Regions from separate parts of the Homo sapiens genome. Here all the other regions are linked to region 3. Evidence: read pairs that join two places in POLR2A ChIA-PET (ENCODE). Cell type or tissue: PC-9. All regions are shown on one strand. Region 1 has its middle 41 kb from the start of LINC00942. Region 2 overlaps ERC1 (ELKS/RAB6-interacting/CAST family member 1). Region 3 holds the start of LOC124902857 (a long non-coding RNA gene).

Region 1 (2,500 bases), 410 kb after region 3:
TGATAATTTTGTGAATTAGGGCAATGCCTAACATGTATCATGTACTTAGTCAATGTTAGGTCCCACTTTAACACTTCATTGAAAAAAAGTAAAAGTGTCAAGAAATTGACACCTAGATTCTGAAATACCTTGTCGGAATTTAGGCAGAAGATCAGAGTGTTTTATAATTTGGTTTATTTTGATGATTGAGGAGACAAAGGAGACCTGAGAATTCACTTCCATGACAGCTGCTTTTACCGAAGACCTGTTGAGAGGTCTGCAGCTCCAGGCTCTTGGACTTTTCCTGGACAGTCCTCCCAACCAAGAGGTGGGTTCCTGGATGGCAGGAGTGATGTCCTCCTTGTCTGGGCTCCTCTCTCCTCACTGATAATCCCACCACTCGGCGTTGCTGCTGCTCAGCCATATTGACACGTTAATGAGCTAGTGACTTCTAAACAGGTTATCCTCCCCGGTTCAAGAAATCCAGCCATAATTACCATGTTTCATCGATATTAAGATGCATTTCAACATATCTGAGGTCAGAATGCATCTCAGAATCAATATTGTATGACAGTTTGATGACAAGTACTTTTCTTTCTTGGTGGTACAAAATAATGGTGCATTCTAGAATCAGTAGCATCTTAGGTTTGGTGAAATAAGGTAATTGATCACTGTTTACTAAGGGGACCTGTTGTCATTTCCTGGTGCCTAACTTGGTGTTCACTTGGAAATGCACTTTTGTATTTTGCCAAACAGAATATTTGTTTCCTGTCACCTTCAAGTTGAACATCTATTAACCATGTTAAAATTGAGAGAGGAAATTCTAGGCAAAAACTGGACGTCCCATGGACCCTGGACCCTGATGCTTGAGCCTGCTGGGCTGCTCGTGGCCACCTGGGAATCAGCAGTCCAGGATTTCTGCCCTTGCATTGCTGAGAATCTTGAGCAAATGTGCTCATCACTGCCAGTCTCCCTCTTCTCATTGGTACATGGAGTCACAGTGTAACCCCTTCCTATCTCATAGAACCGCTAGGGTCAAGCGACATGGCGTGTAGGGAAGTGCTTTATACCCAACGGTAAGAACAACGAAGTGCTGTTCCTACCTGATACGCAGAAGGGAACTGTGACCCAAAGACTTGTTTAAATTCACTGACAAAGCACAGCTCCAGGTGACTCAGTGTTGATTCATACCTGGCACTTGTCTTCTTATTTGTCTATTTCTAGGAGAGAGACTTTGAAATTATAGAAACTTGTCTGGTGAGATGAAATAGTATCCCAAAGGATCAAAAAGAAGTTACATCCTAGAAGTAGAATGCAAGCTTTTTTTTTTCTTTTTTCATTTTATGCTTTCCTGTTTCACTGCCTTGGCACTGGAAAATATGGGGTAAAATGTTGTTAACATTAACACAAATATATTTATCATGAAGAGTAAATCTAATCTCTTATGTACAGTGTTTTAAAAAAATCAAGTTCTGGCCAGGCGCAGTGTTTCACGCCTGTAATCCCAGCACTTTGGGAGGCCGAGGTGGGCGGATCAGGAGGTCAAGAGATCGAGACCATTCTGGCTAACATGGTGAAACCCCGTCTCTACTAAAAATACAAAATTAGCTGGGTGTGGTGGCGCGTGCCTGTAGTCCCAGCTACTTGTGAGGCTGAGGCAGAAGAATCGCTGAAACCCGGGAGGCGGAGGTTGCAGTGAGCCAAGATCGCGCCAGTGCACTCCGGCCTAGCGACAGAGCGAGACTCCGTCTCAAAAAAAAAAAACAAAAAATTAAGTTCTGCAGTGCAACAGGTGCTGGCTCAACCCTCGCCCCAAAACCTCATGGCAGTGTGACCAGCACACACAGGTGACCTTGAGGCAAGTCAGCCAAACTTGCTTGACCTCAGTTTCCTCACCTGCTAAAATCTTAAAAAGCTGTTGTGAGGATGACATGAAATGAATAGAAAGCACTTACGTTATAAATGCATGCAGAGCCTTGCACTTAGAAAGCACCAGAAAATGTTGGCTCTAATTATGCTTCTGAACAACCACAAAACGCGCTATTGTGCAATTGCCAGTGACTGGTTCTGCCGACAGAATCAAAAGCTTGGTTGTGTCTGGGAGGAAGGAATGAAGTGGTGTTATTTTCATACTTAATGCTGGCGTTAATAAGCTACACACACATGTCAATTTAACAGTAGTCTGACCTAAATAATATTGCATTTTCGACACATACAGCATGTTATACAGTAACCAAATCAAGAATCCTGGTCGAAACCTTACCAAACAGCTTTAAAATATTTCCTTTCAAATGAGATTCTTGAAGTTCACTGTTACCCACTCCATGTGCTGAAGTCTTAAGCAGCATCCTACTTTTATGCTTAAAAGCCTAGGAGACATGGCCGGGCATGGTGGCTCACACTTGCAATCCTAGCACTTTGAGAGGCCAAGGTGGGTGGATCACCTGGGGTCAGGAGTTCGAGACCAGCCTGGCCAACATAGTGAAACCCTGTCTCTACTAAAAATACAAAAATTAGCCTA
Region 2 (2,500 bases), 67 kb after region 3:
TTTTTGACAGAATCTCACTCTGTTGCTCAGGCTGGAGTGTAGTGGCGTGATGACAGCTCACTATAGCCTAGACCTCCCAGCCTCAAGCGATCCTCCCACCTCCGTGTCTTGAGTAGGTGGGACCACAGGCACACACCACCATGCCCAGCTAACTGCTTAATTTTTTTGTAGGGCTGGTGCCTCACTATGCTGTCTAGGCTGGTCTTGAACTCCTGGGCTCAAGTGATCCCCTTGGCCTCCCAAAGTGCTGGGATTACAGGCATGAGCCACCACACCTGGTGCATGTGCGCACGCTATTTCTCTCTCTCTCTCTCTCTCTCTCTGTCTGTCTCTCTGTCTGTCTCTCTCTCACTCTCTCTCTCTCTCTCTCTGTCTGTCTGTCTCTCTCTGTCTCTCTACACACACACACACACACACACACACACACACACACACACACACACACACACACACATATATATATATATATTTTTTTTTTTTTTTTTTTTTTAAGACAGATTTTCCCTCTGTCACCCAGGCTGGAGTGCAATGGTATGATCTCAGCTCACTGCAACCTCCACCTCCCGGGCTCAAGCGATTCTTGTGCGTCAGCCTTCCGAGTAGCTGGGAATACAGGCATACACCACCATGCCCAGCTAATTTTTGTATTTTCAGTAGAGATGGGGTTTCACCATCTTAACCAGGATGGTCTCGAACTCCTGGCCTCAAGTGATCCGCCTGCCTTGGCCTCCCAAAGTGCTGGGGTTACAGGGATGAACCATTGTGCCTGGCCTAGATTTTTGTTATACAGATGTTTGAGGTTAAACAACTGGTCCTGCATTACATAAGTAGGTAGCAGAGTCATGCCTAACAATTCCAGTGTCTGTCTCTCCTTCCTGAAAAGAAATCCTTTTCAGGTGTTCAGTTTTCATTAATGACCTCACCTCCTAGAAGAGGAGGCTGTAGACAGCTAGATGATTCAGAGTCTGTTCACTTGAGGATCTTACTGAGGCCAGAGTCTTTCCCACATGCTGGAATGCCCACTTACAGGACAGGTACTGCATAACTGGCATGTGGGTTGTTTTGCTGCTAGGGGCCAGTTTTTCTACACATGTGCTTTTTAATGCTTCTCTCAGTCTGGACTCAGTTAAGGGATACGTCTGGCTCAAAGAGACTAAGACTCCATCAATACAGAAGCTATTGTCATTTCATTTATAGATTATGCTAGCATTGGCGTTTATCTATAGCTTGTCTAATAGCTAGAAATTCCAGTGATGAAATTTTAGTTCCTTAAGGTCTGGTTGAGCTCTACTGGAAGGTATCACTTAACATACCACAGAGGCTGGTCATCCCAGTTATCATGTGCCCAGAATGTAGTAGTATCAGAAAGAAAGGACTTGTTGAACTTTGGACTATTTTTTTTGTTTTGTTTTGTTTTGTTTTTGTTGCTTTTTTTTTTTGAGGCAGGGTCTCTCTCATCCAGGGTGGAGTGCAGTGGCACTATCACGGCTCACTGCAGCCTTAACCTCTTGGGCTCAGGTGATCCGCCCACCTCAACCTCCTGGGTAGCTGAGACTAGAGGTGCATGCCACCATGCCCAACTAATTTTTGTATTTTTTTTGTAGAGATGGGTTTTTGCCAGATAGCCTAGGCTGGTCTCGAACTCCTGGGCTCAAGTGATCCATCTGCCTCTGCATCCCAAAGTGATACGATTACAGAGGTGAGCCACTGCAGCCAGCCCTGAAATTTGGACTCTTAAGTCTTTGGTCTTTCCATGTTCGAAGCCAATATTAAATGATAGTAGCTTGGGAGGTTATTTGGTTGGAAGGCTAATAAGTAATTTTGGATCCTAAACTATTAATACTAATTTCAGGTCCTCCAACTCTAGTAGAGAGATACAGAATACAGAGGGAAAACCAAAATATTGCACTGCTACAATTATTCTGAGAAAGATAGAACTGGAGATCAGTTTTGTTGTTCGTATATACATAAAATTCTTAGGGCTAGCCTTGTGAGTAGTTATGATGGAGGTAACTTTGTTTTTCTATTTTGTGGTGGTTAATTTTATCTTCTTTGCTAACCATCTTTTCCATACCTCATTGTATTAGTTCGTTCTCATGCTGCTATAAAGACATACTTGAGACTGGGTAATTTATAAAGAAAATAGTTTTAATTGGCTCATGTTTCTGCGGGCTGTACAGGCTTCTGCTTCTGGAGTAGCCTCAGGAAACTTACAGTCATAGCAGAAGGTGAAGGGGAAGCAGGCACATTTACATGGCCGGCAGGAGAGAGAGAGCCAGCAAAGGGGGAGGTGCCACACACTTTCAAACAACCAGATCTTGTGAGAACTCTGTCACAAGACAGCACTAGGGGGATGGTGCTAAACCATGACAAACCACCGTCATGATCCAGTCACTTCCCACCAGGCCCCACCTCCAACACTGGGGATCACAGTTCAACATGAGATTTGGGTGGGGACAAACCACCGTCATGACCCAGTCACTTCCCACCAGGCCCTACC
Region 3 (2,500 bases):
AAAAACTTACCAGGTGTGGTGTGTACATGTAGTCCTGGCTACTCAGAAGTCGAAGGCGAGAGTATCCCTTGACCTTAGCTAAGGGCTTCAGGGCAGTAGTGAGCTATGATTGTGCCACTGCACTCCAGCTTGGGCAATAGAGCGAGACCCTGTCTCTAAAAAAGAAAACAACCTGCTGGGGAGAAAAAATACATTACGTGTAAAGGATTAACAATTAGGCCAACATCAGACTTTTCAGTTGCCACAACAGTAGTGAGAATATGGTAGCGTAAAATCTTCAAAGTTTAGTGAAAAACATTGGCAACTCAGAATTCTGTACCAAGCTGAACTCTCATCATTCTTCAGTAAAGATAGAAGAAAGACTTTTACTTTCAGATTAATACAAATGAGAGTTTACTACCCAGGATCCCTATGGAAACAACTGTTAAAAGATGTATGTTAGAAAGAAGAAAAGAATGAGATGCAAGAAAAAAAAACAGGAGATGAAAAGGCATTAATGTAACAGGAGAAACTAATCTAATATCAATATAATAGTATGGCATAGACCTTACAGTAATAGTGCCGTTACAGCCAAAACTCGCAAATCAATTGAGGTTTATTCAGTAAAGGTGAGGAATTTCAGAGAAAGATCACAAAAGGAAGAGCTTGTCTGTTGCTTCTCCTTGTTGGTATAATGTTGCTAAATAATACAGCAGGTGGAATTCTGCATCTAGATTGTTTCTATCTTCCCTGTCAAGAGCATAGGAATGAAATAAATGGAATATATATTTCTACAGTGGCAAAATGAAAATGAAGCTCAAGGTGTGTGAAGACAGAAATTGTAAGAAAGCGTAAAGACCTCTGCAATGGCCAGGCAGAGTGACTCATGCCTATAATTCCAGCACTTTGGAAGGCCGAGACAGGAGGATCACTTGAGCCCAGGAGGGTTTTCACATAGAGAAAGCTATAAGGAATTCTCCCTTTCTGTGAGGGTTTTCACATAGAGTTATAAGGCTTTGTTGATCTTAGTTCTGATACCAGAACGAGGAAGTGTTATGTTATGTGTTGGCTTAAGGGGTCAAAGTAGGTTGGCTGACTGCCATGCTTTATCAGGTTTGCAGAGGCCAAGAGTTCCTTGGGGCTGCATACCTGAATAGCACTTATTGCAGTATACTTTGTGTAGCCAATACTGTGTCTTCTTTGTCTGCTATGAGTTTTCAAGGGAAAATGAGTGAAGGTATCAACATTAATTTTTCAGAATATAAATTTGCGAAACGTATAGTCTTTTTTTTTTTTTAAACTATGTACTGTGGAATGACTCATTTCTACCTTGACTATTTTGATATCTGAGCTTTTCATCTTTTTGTCAAGTATGGGGTATCAAACAGAGCACAATTGCAGTTTGTTGAAACAGTACTCTAAAACAGTTTACTTCCGTGTGGTCTGTAATGCTGTCAGTCCCATGGCTCAGTGCCCTTCACGTAGCATTCAGCCTCCCATCTAGGTGGGAACAATGGGAAATGCAGTCATAGGATATATCATTTAGAGTGGACTTGAGCAAGTTACTTAATTAGTTTGGGCCTTGATTTTTCTCAGCTTTAAAGTTGGGAGTTTAAATTCAGTTATTTAACTGTTAAAAAAATTTATGAAGTACTGTGGAATACAGGAAAATTGTAGAAAATATAATAGATACCAGTCAGATTTAACATACATTAAAATAAAGAATTCTTAAAAATGTCTCATTCTAAACTAATCAATGGAAGATGTGGTTTAAATAAAAGTTATTAGAATTTTAGGTTTTTAGAACTAGTTGGGGCCAGGAATAAAGATTTGGAAGCTGTGGAGGTGGTGGTGAAAGCCTTAGAATTGGATTAGTTTCTCCAGAGGAGGTTCCATGCAGTGAGATGTGAGGAGGAGGAAATGACAGAGGATGGAGAACACTGAAAAGGTGTGATCACAGAGTTAGAAAGGAAAAGTGTCATGTTGGCAAAGCCAAGAGGGGAATGATAGGAAACAAGCCACATATCCATGCAACTAATTATTACTACTAATTTGCCTTTAGATAGATCTGTTTATTGATTTAAAACAAAGGAAAGTTAAGGTACGTTGAGAGAATTGGTTTTTTTTAATTGAGGCAGAGTCTCTCTCTGTCACCCAGGCTGGAGTGCAGTGGCACAATCTTGGCACACTGCAAGCTCCACCTCCCGGGTTCGCACCATTCTCCTGCCTTAGCCTCCCGAGTAGCTGGGATTACAGGTGCCCACCACCACACCCAGCTAATTTTTTTGTATTTTTTTTAGTAGAGATGGGGTTTCACCCTGTTAGCCAGGATGGTCTCGATCTCCTGACCTTGTGATCCGCCCCCTTGGCCTCCCAAAGTGCTGGGATTACAGGTGTGAGCCACCGCGCCCAGCCAGAATTAATTGTTTTTTGATCAGAAGTGAGAGGCCAAAACAGTAGGGTAGCCATTTTCTGTTCACTTCCATTGGTAGAGAAAACCTTGTAGACAAAAGCCTTCTGT

The links. Peaks named below come from ENCODE experiments on the same cell type or tissue, not always from the same donor. Only the 100,000 strongest peaks of a DNase experiment are listed, where the experiment ranks them.
Region 1: POLR2A ChIA-PET joins it to region 3 with 6 read pairs; 2 of 35 experiments call an interaction of 5 or more read pairs at or near these places.
Region 2: POLR2A ChIA-PET joins it to region 3 with 5 read pairs; 3 of 35 experiments call an interaction of 5 or more read pairs at or near these places.

Annotation. Positions count from the first base shown.
Region 1 is chr12:1,539,795-1,542,294 of GRCh38, forward strand. No RefSeq gene overlaps it. Among named protein-coding and RNA genes, the nearest start is that of LINC00942, 41 kb to the left of the region's middle. In PC-9, no CTCF peak of the experiment used is centred here; DNase peaks (open chromatin) are centred at 1,157 and 2,026.
Region 2 is chr12:1,196,509-1,199,008 of GRCh38, forward strand. The region is part of intron 12 of ERC1 (ELKS/RAB6-interacting/CAST family member 1); the gene reads left to right. Among named protein-coding and RNA genes, the nearest start is that of ERC1, 210 kb to the left of the region's middle. In PC-9, no CTCF peak of the experiment used is centred here; DNase peaks (open chromatin) are centred at 883 and 1,293; H3K27ac peaks cover 1,138 bases.
Region 3 is chr12:1,129,370-1,131,869 of GRCh38, forward strand. All of the region lies in intron 7 of ERC1 (ELKS/RAB6-interacting/CAST family member 1), which reads left to right. LOC124902857 (a long non-coding RNA gene) reads right to left here and starts at 106. Exons shown (of 3, transcript XR_007063157.1): 1 at 11-106. In PC-9, no CTCF peak of the experiment used is centred here; DNase peaks (open chromatin) are centred at 1,072 and 1,362; H3K4me3 peaks cover 1,259 bases; H3K27ac peaks cover 2,175 bases.